2 separate regions of the Homo sapiens genome follow, and region 1 is linked to region 2. Evidence: chromatin contacts called from ENCODE Hi-C or POLR2A ChIA-PET data. All regions are on one chromosome and are shown on one strand. The core of a region is the stretch at or near the end of the contact, and the rest is flanking DNA. Distances in the headings are between cores, read along the strand shown.

Region 1 (5,792 bases), core at 1,617-4,116, 1.8 Mb after region 2:
TTTGTTCTTTCATTTAATCCTTACAACAATCTTTGAGTAAATATTATTGGATAAGGAGAGAAGAAACCTGCCCAAGGCTAAGTGGAAAAAGTGGCATCCCACCCCAAGGGTACCTAATGCTTGGCAAGGAGCAAAACCACTGAAGGGAGAACAAATCATGAACAAAGAGAGAAGGATCCAGAGTCCACGTGGCCATCTTCAAAAGTTTGCCTTTGCCTTGCAACTTAAATTGCCTTTCTCATGAGAAGCAAAAACATTCAAATGCACCATTTTCCTGGCATGTAGGAATGCTTTGGTCTACATGTTCACTGCACTGATTCTAATAATTCTTTAGCCTTTATAATTCTTTTCATTCTCCTGGAACACTTGAGGATTTGGGGACTTGCTTAGGTTTCTCTCCATAGGCTGTGTAAAGATTTTTAGAGTTGAACTGATTCGAGGCAGGTCTTCTGACACCCAAAGCAATGCTTTCTTGATGACTTCTCCTTTAGTTTCAAAAGCCACTGTATTAGTCCATTTTCATACTGCTATAAAGAAATACCCAAGACTGGGTAATTTATAAAGGAAAGAGATTTAATTGACTCACAGTTCTACATGGCTGGGAAGGCCTCAGGAAACTTACAATCATGGTGGAAGGCGAAGGGGAAACAGGCACCTTCTTCACAAGGCGGCAGGAGAGAGAAGAAAGAGTGAAGTAGGAAGAGCTCTTTATCAAACCATCAGATCTTGTAAGAACTCACTGACTATCACAAGAACTGCATGGGGGAAACCGCTCCCATGATCCACTCACCTCTCTTCCTGGACACCTGGGGATTACAATTCAAGATGAGATTTGAGTGGAGAAACAGAGCCAAACCATATCAGCCACCCTTTAGGATTTTACCCCAGTGTGAAGCCTGCGTCTCAACAATTAGATCGTTGGTGAGGAGGGTATAGCACCATTTATTTCTTTAGTAATCTTTCATAATTTTGCTTAGTTATTGTATCAGTTGTTTTCTAAAATTGTATCAGCTGTTTTCCTTTATTTTTATACCCATCACTTGTATTTTATGCCTTTTAAAAAACAGAAGTGGGCTGGGTGTAGTGGCTCATGCCAATAATCCCAGCACTTTAAGAGGCCCAAGGCAGGCAGATCACTTGAGCCGGGGAGTTAGAGAGTGTAGTGAGCCGTGATTGTGCCACTGCACTCCAGCCTGGGTGACATAGTGAGACCTTCTCTCAAAAACGAAACAGAACAAAACCCCAGGAGTGTTCAAAGACCCCAGAATTTGGCAATACATGACAAATATTTAATGTGTTTCTATAACTTTAATTCAGAGGCATCTATATCTCACCTCAGCATGTGTCAGCAAATTAATTGTAAACATGTGCTGATTTTTAGCCTTAGTATTTAAGAAAAACTTGTTAATCATTTATGATTCCCTTCCTGGAGATAAAAATGAATAAAACCAGTTTTATCTTAAAAGAAAGAAAGAAAAGTTTAAAAATGGCATGCTAATGATCTAAGCCCCCAGTGTTAAAGTTTCCTGGGAGCAAGCAGAGTAGGGGCACTGTCACATCACAAGCCCTAGCTGATCCCCTTCTTCGGGGTCCCCAGGCAGGGGCTAGGGTGAAGCCATAACTGCCATCACATACTTGCCACTGTCCCTCTGCTGTGTTCCTGAAGCAGGTGACAGTGATGTAATCCTATGCAAAGAGTATTGCTACCTCCTAATCAGAACACTGCTGACCCCAGGCCAGCCTCAAAAATCCTCCAGGATTTTTGTCTTCCTCATCATGTTAAAAGAAAAAAAAAAAGAAAAGACTTCAATATGGATGCTTTGCATGCTCATTGCTGGAAAATACAGACCAGGCCAGGCGCAGTGGCTCACGCCTGTAATCCCAGCACTTTGGGAGGCTGAGGCGGGTGGATCACTTGAGGTCAGGAATTCGAGACCAGCCTATCCAACATGGCAAAATCCCATCTCTACTAAAAATACAAAAATTAGCCAGGCGTGGTGGCGCGCGCCTGTAATCCCAGCTTCTCCGGAGGTTGAGGCAGAGAATCGCTTGAACCCGGGAGGCAGAGGTTGCAGTGAGCCGAGATAGCGCCACTGCACTCCAGCCTGGGTGACAGAGCAAGACACCAAAAAAAAGAAAAGAAAATACAGACCAACAAAAAAGAAGAAAATAAAAGTGATCTAGAATTCTCCTCGCCTCAGGAAAAAAACCTAAAATGTTGATATCGATTCTCCTCAGTATCTCAGATCACAAGGACCTTGTCCTCTGTGTTCATGAACTAGACCTTCCAGCGACACAGATTAACCCAACTGGAAGTTTCTGTTTGTTTTTCTCTGGAGTCGTTTTCTGGAGGTTGGTTCCCTAAACTTTTTGGGCGAGGGGCACGGATTCCGGAGATAGGTAGGTTGCAGTTGTGTTTGTTTGGGGTTGTTTTCATTTCCAAATATTCACCTCCCAGCTTGGGGGCCGAGAGGTATCTCAAGCCTTCTTTCGCAAAGGCATCTATATTCAAGACCCAGCCGTTTTACTCGGTGTTGTTTTTTTTCTTAGATTTTTTTTTTTTTTTTTGAGCCCCGGCAGCTTTTGTTCCTTTGAATTTAAGTGTTTGAAGCTTGGCGATGGCAGGAATTGGCTTTGGCCTTGAGATCTTAATATGTAATGATGACTGGGGCTGCAGGGGGCCCTGCCTCTCCCGCTGCCCTGCTCTGGAAGCGCCTGGGTATCTGAGAGTTCAGAGCAGGCTGGAGGGGCGGAGCTTGGAGGGACGCTGGCGGCCCGCGCCTCCGGTAACCTAGCAACCGACGCCCTAGCAACGCGAGGGGGCGGGACCGAGGGAGGAAGTCGGAAACTGGTGGCCGCGTCTCGCGAGAGTTGCTTTTGCGCGCGAACTGTAAGTGCCAGGGTCTCAGGGTCAGGTCGCGGCTGGTCACTGTGCAGGCGCTTGGGTGACGCGACGATCTCAGCGGATCTGGTCACCTTCGTCTCCCCGCCATGGAGACCTCAGCACTCAAGCAGCAGGAGCAGCCCGCGGCGACCAAGATCAGGAACCTGCCCTGGTAGGAGGAGGCCGAGCGGCGGCGGTGGGCAGAGGGGGCCAGGCGGCCGCGCGGGGAGGAGGTGGCTGGGGTGGCAGGTGACCGGACCCCAACCCGACCTCTTCCCGTCGTCTCCAGGCCTGCAGCCGGGACCGACCTGCAGAGGTTTCCCCCGACACCCCCCAGCTACCCAGACTCGTCCGTTCTGTTTAGGGCTTTTGCCAGTTCTCACCCTTTCACCCCCAGCTCCATTTGCCGAAGAAGAAGGCGGCTTTCGCACCTGGTGACAGCACAGGGGTTCGATCCCGCGTCTCCTGACGCCTGCAATGGCCTCCATGCCAAAATGCCCTCTTCCCACTCTTCAAAACCTGCGATGCGACTATTGGTCACATTTTAAACTAGTAATAACGCTCCCTGGTCAACTTTTATTGAATGGCATATTATTAGATTAGCAGACGCCCTGTTAGATGTTCGATCCTTACAAAGACCGTAGGAGGTAGGCACCGCTTCAAATTTTACACAGGAGGAAACTGCATTTTAGAAAGATGTAATGACTTCCCTATGGTCCAAGGGAGAAAATTGGCTTGGAGGTGAATCTAGGAAGTCTGAATTCAGATCTTGTACTCTTAACCATCCTACTTAAACAGCTATGTTCTCGCAATGCTTCCAAGACTTTGAAGCAATTTGGCTTGGCTTCGAAAAGCTGCAAGTTGTCATTGTCTAGTAACTAGTTCAATTTGTCTTTATTGTGGTTAAAAAAAACCCAGAAGATTGACAGTTGTAACTATTTTATGTATTTACGTATTTTTTTTTTTTAGAGACAGGGTCTCGCTCTGTCGCCCATGCTGGAGCGCAGTGGTGTGATCACAGCTCAGTGTAACCTCAAACATTGGGGTTCAAGCCATTCTCCTGCCTCAGCCTCCGAAGAACTGGGACTTTTAGAGGCGAGCTACCAAGCCCATCCTGTAACCATTTTAAAATGTACAATTCAGTGGCATTAAGTACATTCAGAATGCAGTGTACTGTTGTGGAGTCTTCCCGCTATCTAGTTCCAAAATTTCATCACCCCAAATGGAAATCCTTTACCCATTGACAGTTACTCCCCATTCTCCCCTTCCTCTAGCCCCTGGCAACCACTAATCTGCTTTCTATCTATGGATTTGCCTATTCTGGACATTTCATGTAAGTGGAATCCTACACTATGTGGCCTTTTGTGTCTGGTTTCTTTCACTCAGGATCATGTTTTCAAGGTTCATGCATGTTGCTGCTTGTATCAGTAGTTAATTTCTTGTTATGGCTGAATCATATTCCATTGTATGGACAGAAGAGATTTTACCTATCCATTCTTCTGTTGAAGTCTATTTGGGTAGGAGTTCAGTTTCAAATGCACTTTGCAATAGTAGGTGCCCATCAGGTTGAGATTATAGGCAAACAGCTGGAAAGATGAAGTTAGAACAGAGTTTTCAACCTCAGCACTATTGACATTTTGGGCCAGATACTCTGGGTGGGTTTAGGGGAGCTGTCCTGTGCACTGTAGCATGTTTAACAGCATTCCTGGAGACTACACACTGAGTGCCATAGGACCCTCTGCCCACCTGTGACAACTAAGTATGTTTCTAGATATCACTAGATGTTCCTAGGAAGACAAAATCACCTGTGGTTGGGAACCACTGGTCTGTTCAAACTTAAAGTGCTTTCTTATTCTTCCTTTTTAAATTAGGATATGAAAGGATTCTGTTTTTTTTTTTAAGACAAGGTCTCACTCTGTCGCCCAGGCTGGAGTGCTGGAGTGCAGTGGTGCAATCTCGGTTCACTGCAACCTCCGCCTCCCGGGTTCCAGCAATTCTCCCACCCCAGCCTTCGGGGTAGCTGGGGCTACAGGGGTATGCCACCATGCCCAGCTAATTTTTGTATTTTTTGGTATTTTTTATTGAATGGCATATTATCGGGTTAGCAGACACCCTGTTAGTTGTTCTATCCTTACAAAGACCCTAGGAGGTACCCATAGAGACAGGGTTTTGCCATGTTGGCCGGGCTGGTTGGTCTTGAACTCCTGACCCCAAATGATCCACCCACCTTGGCCTCCCAAAGTGCTGGGATTACAGGCATGAGCCACTGTGCCTGACCTGCAAGGATTCTTTTGCACATAAAATATTCTTGCATTTATATATGTCATAATACATACTAAATTGTATTTCAGGGTTGAAAAATACCGGCCACAGACCCTGAATGATCTCATTTCTCATCAGGACATTCTGAGTACCAGTAAGTATTCATGTGTCAGTTGCTCTTGTCCTGCTTGAGCGACTTGTATAAATTGCTTGGTGATGTTGTCTCTCCTAAGTAATAACTTCAAAGAATCTGATTGCGCTTTGTAGAATGTGGCTTTAAGATCATTCATTCATTTTCTTCAGGTTGCTACAGTCCAGTGGGTAAGTCACAAACATGAGCATAAAATTGCAACACAGTGGAGTAAAAATAGCATTACGGAGAATCATTTAAGTTCACAGATGTTGCCAGCACCCAGAAAGGTGCCTGTAACACAGTAGGCACTCAATAAATACTTGTTGACTGGCTGCGCTATTGAGTGAATTCCAGTTGTTCCACGAAAGTAGATATGAGGCCCCTACATCAAGTTGTATCTGCCTCTGATTTGGACATTGAATTGGGTTGAAGAGCTTTCAGCCCAACTCAGGAGCCCAGGGTGAATGAGGCAGCTCCCAAAGACTGATGGTGCCCTTCTTCCTTCCTGATCCT
Region 2 (5,246 bases), core at 2,430-4,929:
ATAATGGTTAAATTTTTTTAAGATTTAATGCCCACTAAAACAATTAAAAGAGAGCAATAAAATAAACTTTCAGGGCAACGGAAGGGTGGTGGCTTTTGCCTTTGTACAACCAGTGCCCTGGATCCACATCTCCCTTTCTATGAACAGACCCCATCCCTTATGTAGCCAAGCATTCTCTTGCCTCCCAAATGTCATGGCATGTATGTCAACATTTGAAAACTGCCAACATAGTTGGGGAAATTTAACTGTCTAATATCTGTTAGTTATATTTGTTTTGAAGAAAAATGTAACACAATTTCTAATTGCTTAATCTAAGAGAGTAAACACAGGAGAAAATAAATATGAATATAAATGCAAAAACAAAGCTAATAAGAAATGAAACTTAAAATCTCATTTAAACACATTTAATGAGAGAAATAAAATCTCAGTTAACAATATATACTTTATTAGTATAAAGGTTTTATTCTCTGTAACATCATAGGACTTATTCTAGGGATGCAGTGCATCCTTAAGTCACATTAGACATACCGGAAACATAAATATGTCAAAGTCTTTATACCAACCTACTCAGGAAGCTGGACAGTTCAAGACTCTTCCATTTCCAGGACAATAACAAGAACAATTTAAGGAATAATTAAAAAAACAACCCTGACCCTTATTTCTAATATTCCAATAATCCCAGCACTTTGGGAGGCCAAAGCAGGAAGACTGCTTTAGTTCAGCAGTTCAAGACCAGCCTGGGCAAGACAGGCAGACCCTGTCTCTACAAAAAATTTACAAATCAGGCAGGCATGGGCCGGGCGCCATGGCTCATGCCTGTAATCCCAGCACTTTGGAAGGCTGAGGCGGGCAGATCACCAGGTCAGGAAATCAAGACCATCCTGGCTAACACGGTGAAACCGCGTCTCTATTAAAAATACAAAAACTTACGCATGGTGGCACGTGCCTGTAGTCCCAGCTACTCAGGGGGCTGACAGAGGAAAATCGCCTGAACTGGGGAGGCGGAGGTTCGCAGTGAGCCGAGATCATGCCACTGCACTCCAGCCTGGGCAACAGAGCAAGACGCCTTCTCAAAAAGAAACAACAACAACAAAAAAAACAAAAATTAGGCAGGCATGGTAGCTCACTCCTGTAGTCACAGCTGCTTGGGAGGCTGAAGTGGGAGGATGGCTTGAGCCCAGGAGTTTGCAACTGCAGTGAGCTACGATCATGCCACTGCACTACAGCTTGGACAACAAAGCAAAATCCTGTCTTTAATAATTTTAAGTTTTTAACCTGAAGCTTATTTATTTTAGAAATAATCAAAAATATTTTTCAATGTAATAGAAGTACTATATTGTCCATGCTTTGTCTTAGGAACAAAACATCTAAACTTTAAACTCAAGCACAAATATCAACTGAGAATAGGTCTACATATTAACTTACTGTTTTAGAAGTACTTGAAATGTGAGTCATCTAATTATTTTTCGGTATTTCCAAAAAAATTCTCAAGTAGTTTATCTAAATGCATTGTCAAATCTGGTCAAGATGAAGATTTAGTGTAAAGTAGAAATCTCTCAGAAAAAAAAAACTCCTAATAATCACTAATACCTCGCTATTTTTGTTTAAAAAAAAAGGTAAGAATTTCTAATTACTAATAATCAGAGTCCCCAAAATCAAAGGAAAAAGCACAAAGAAATGAAAACCACATATCTGCTTCTCTAGAGAAAGGAAATCATCATGGGAATAGTAGGAGTCACAATCAAGAATCACATCCAGTCCAAAGAATGTAACTCACAAGTAAACCGATCACTGTACATCAGTCTCCTAAGAAATACCTTTATGAATGAACTCAATGAGAAGCTAGTCAAAGATTAAAGCTGATCAAAGTAGTTAGCAAAAAGACATTAACAAAGTTCAATTTCACTATTAAAAAGCTCCAATTAACTTTCCAGCCTTTCAGCAATTTACAAAACTTTACCAGAACCTAAATAAGTTTACTCAATCAGAATATTTCCTATCTCCAATTTTTAAAGATGTAGATGTAAATGACAAAAGAAGAGAAGATGACGGAAGGGTATTTAAAAAAACAAAAAACAAAAAAATAACCCTGTCTATACCCACACCCCTACTTCTTTTTTTCTTTTGAGACAGAGTTTCGCTCTTTTTGTCCAACCTGGAGTGCAATGGTGCAACCTCGGCTCGTCGCAACCTCCACCTCCTGGGTTTAAGCGATTCTCCTGCCTCAGCCTCCTGAGTAGCTGGGATTACAGACTTGCACCACCACGCCCAGCTAATTTTGTATTTTTAGTAGAGACAGGGTTTCTCCATGTTGGTCAGGCTGGTCTCAAACTCCCGACCTCAGGTGAGCCACCCACCTCCGCCTCCCAAAGTGCTGGGATTACAGGCATGAGCCACCACTCCCAGCCACCCCTACTTCTTTTTAAGTACAGGGTATTTCCTAATCATAGTAAAAATCATTCAGGACTACTTCATCTACAAATCCTCAATCCATCTGATCAAATTCACCTTAACCACATTCAAAAGCATCACGAAAATATTAAGCCCACAATGCTAAATAAACTTTGGCTGAACTGCATAAAGAGAAATATTTATATGTTCTAGAGAATATGAAAAGATTCACAAGATTGTTTAAAAAATCAAAAGCTTGTTAAAAATAAAATATGACTGAAATATAATAAGCTAGAAATAATTTTTTTAATTTACTGGAACTTCCAATCAAGATGGCATCATAAATTGCTTTGAAAACCCACCCTGTTTCAAATACAAAGCAACAACAGGCAAAATCCTGGAGAAGACATTTTAAAGACCTACCTAACTAAAAAAGACCAGCATCACCATGAAACAGAAATATGTAACAGAGAGTGGGCAGAAGGTATAGGGCTGCTAGGCTCTGGTTTCAGAAGGAACCAGTGAAGGCCTAGGTTTCAGATCCTATAGAAACAGGAATAAAAGTGGCCCACCTAAGATAAGGGACTGAGGCCGAAATTGGGCTGAAAACAAACTGCTACTAACAGCTGCCTGGGGGTAAGTAAGCTGTGTGGACTTTCAGGAAGTATGTCTTCTCAGAAACTGAGTGCCTAGGAAAGTGAGAATACTAGGGCTTCAGCCACACTATCCCACTGCCTGGCCAACTGGAACAAAGATGCAGGTGTATCTACCATCAGTGGGAGACAAGTGCCCTCTGCTGCCAATCTAAGACCTTGGTGGGGGTGGGGGCAACAGGGAGAAGCAGTTAAGAATACGTGCAAAACCACTAGAAGGGACTGTGGGGAGTGGGGGGACTTCCCAGTCAAAGCTGTACCATGACATAAAGAAAACGAATAAAAACACAGCAACTGAAATACAAAATCCCTTCAAACAAAATAGAAACAGAAAAGCCTGAAAATAGTATGCTTAAAATTTTTTTCTTTTTTTGAGATAGAGTCTGGCTCTGTCACCCAGGCTAGGGTAGCACAATCTCGGCTCACTGCAACCTCCGCCTCCCAGGTTCAAAGCGATTCTCCTGCCTCAGCTTCCCAAGTAGCTGAGATTACAGGTGTGCGCTACCACACCAGCTAATTTTTGTATTTTCAGTAGAGACAGGATTTTGCCATGTTGGCCAGGCTGGTCTTGAACTCCTGACCTCAAGCGATCCACCCACCTCAGCCTCCCAAAGTGCTGGGATTACAGGCGTGAGCCACTCTTTTACTCTTTATAAAAGAGTAAAATTTCTTTTATAAAGGGAAAAAAAATCACAACAAGCAGAAGTGAAACAAGGCTAGGTGGAAATGAAAAAGAATTTAAAAGCTAAAGAATGAATATTTTAACTCAAAGTAAGTTTTAAATAATTTTAAAATAAGCAATGGAAATGAAAAACTGAGTAAGAGATAAAATGTAAACAGTAAAAATTGAAAAGGAGTTAATAAACTAGAGAATAATAATGAAGAATTTAACTAGAAAGTTGCAGAGGCAAAGAAGTTTTAAAGATATATTATGGAGGCCAGAAAACAAGGTTCAATGATATATTTAACAGCAGTTTCAGAACAAGCAAAGAGGCAATGAGAAAAGAAAAAATTACACTGAATCATATATTATCCAGATCAACAACATAACAAAGAAAATTATAACCTAATGGATAATCTAACTTTCAAGTAGCAAGAAAAAAAATTACTGGTTGAACTCATCTAGCTTAATTTTTAAATTATATTTTTTACTGTTGACCTCACTTTAGAGGGCCAAATTGTGTACAGAATACATGCTACCCAAGAACACCACAGAGGTCCTCTGGGTGTTTCCACAGAGCAAAATTGAAAACAGGGCCAATAAGTAAGGTGCAATTAACAAAAAAAAAAAAAGTCTGACTGGCCCAGTCTTCGGCTTCGGCTGCAACTTAATAGTCCTTTAAATTCAGTTTCTAACACCCAGAGAAATGACACATGAGATAAGAGTGCTTTCTTTCCAAAACGGTGGCAATAAAACTTGTGATTGGGGTAGAAGAGTACTAGAATAGTAGATTACAGAATTGAGTAACAGGATTTCTTGTTAACTAAAACCAAATATACAATCAAAAAGCAAACCTACTGCCATCAACACAATTTATTCAATCAGAAGTATCTTTTAACCTTTCTCTCCAAATTTAAAATAAATAGAAAAGTAATAATGCTGATAATTTAGGCTGCATTTATATTATAAAATTTTAACTCTCTTTTTGGTGGTCCAGCTGTGTCTACATAGCTTAAGAATCTGATGGTTTTATCTAAACTAGTTAAGACATACAGCTGGTTAAAGTTTTGTGTATTTTAGGGGCACTATCAGATTAATAAAAGTGCATTAATTTTAGCATTAGACAGACATGTCTTCAAAATTTGAAGGCATTTATATCTAGTTATATACTTAGTAATTCTTTTTGATGGGAATACATATCAATGGGAATCTTTCAAAGATATATAGTAGTTTGAACAGTAACCATATTAAGTCTGAAAACACAAACAATAAGACAGAACATCAGTTCAGTGTCTCTCTCTCAAGACAAAGCATACTCTTTGCTGGTGATAAACAGCACACTCACTTTACTTTAGTCTAAGCCTCCACCCACATAATCCTTAAAATTATATTAAGCTCCGGTGGATGAAAATACAGCAGCAGTCCTGCAGCCTAACTGCAAAGATGAAACCGTGTACTCGGCTGAAGGGCTGGTCTCCCTAACTAGCACGGTTCAGTCAGCATCTATCTGACAGCACAAGATACACAGCACACGCTTTCTT

The links. Hi-C counts contacts between places; a loop is a spot of excess contacts on that map. ChIA-PET counts read pairs that join two places held with the same protein, here RNA polymerase II (POLR2A). Pooled maps may share reads with other maps.
Region 1: a loop to region 2 is called in a pooled map, with 4 times the contacts of the local background. The contact joins the promoter of RFC5 here to the enhancer-like site in region 2. A Hi-C loop is called at or near these places in 2 of 50 pooled maps. POLR2A ChIA-PET finds 5 or more read pairs at or near these places in 2 of 52 experiments (A673 and B cell).

What each region holds. Positions count from the first base shown.
Region 1 is chr12:118,013,837-118,019,628 of GRCh38, forward strand. It overlaps RFC5 (replication factor C subunit 5), which reads left to right and starts at 2,867. Exons shown (of 11, transcript NM_007370.7): 1 at 2,867-3,056; 2 at 5,236-5,300. The coding sequence starts at 2,992. RefSeq lists enhancers at 198-367, 2,575-2,744, a cis regulatory region at 283 and a silencer at 3,109-3,158.
Region 2 is chr12:116,192,057-116,197,302 of GRCh38, forward strand. The region is part of intron 2 of MED13L (mediator complex subunit 13L); the gene reads right to left. Among named protein-coding and RNA genes, the nearest start is that of MIR620, 46 kb to the left of the region's middle. RefSeq lists an enhancer at 5,128-5,246 and a silencer at 5,128-5,246. Within about 2 kb of position 3,680, at least 3 of the 41 ENCODE cell types and tissues checked have a DNase peak (open chromatin) inside an H3K27ac peak, as active enhancers do; they include B cell, where a contact is called at or near this core.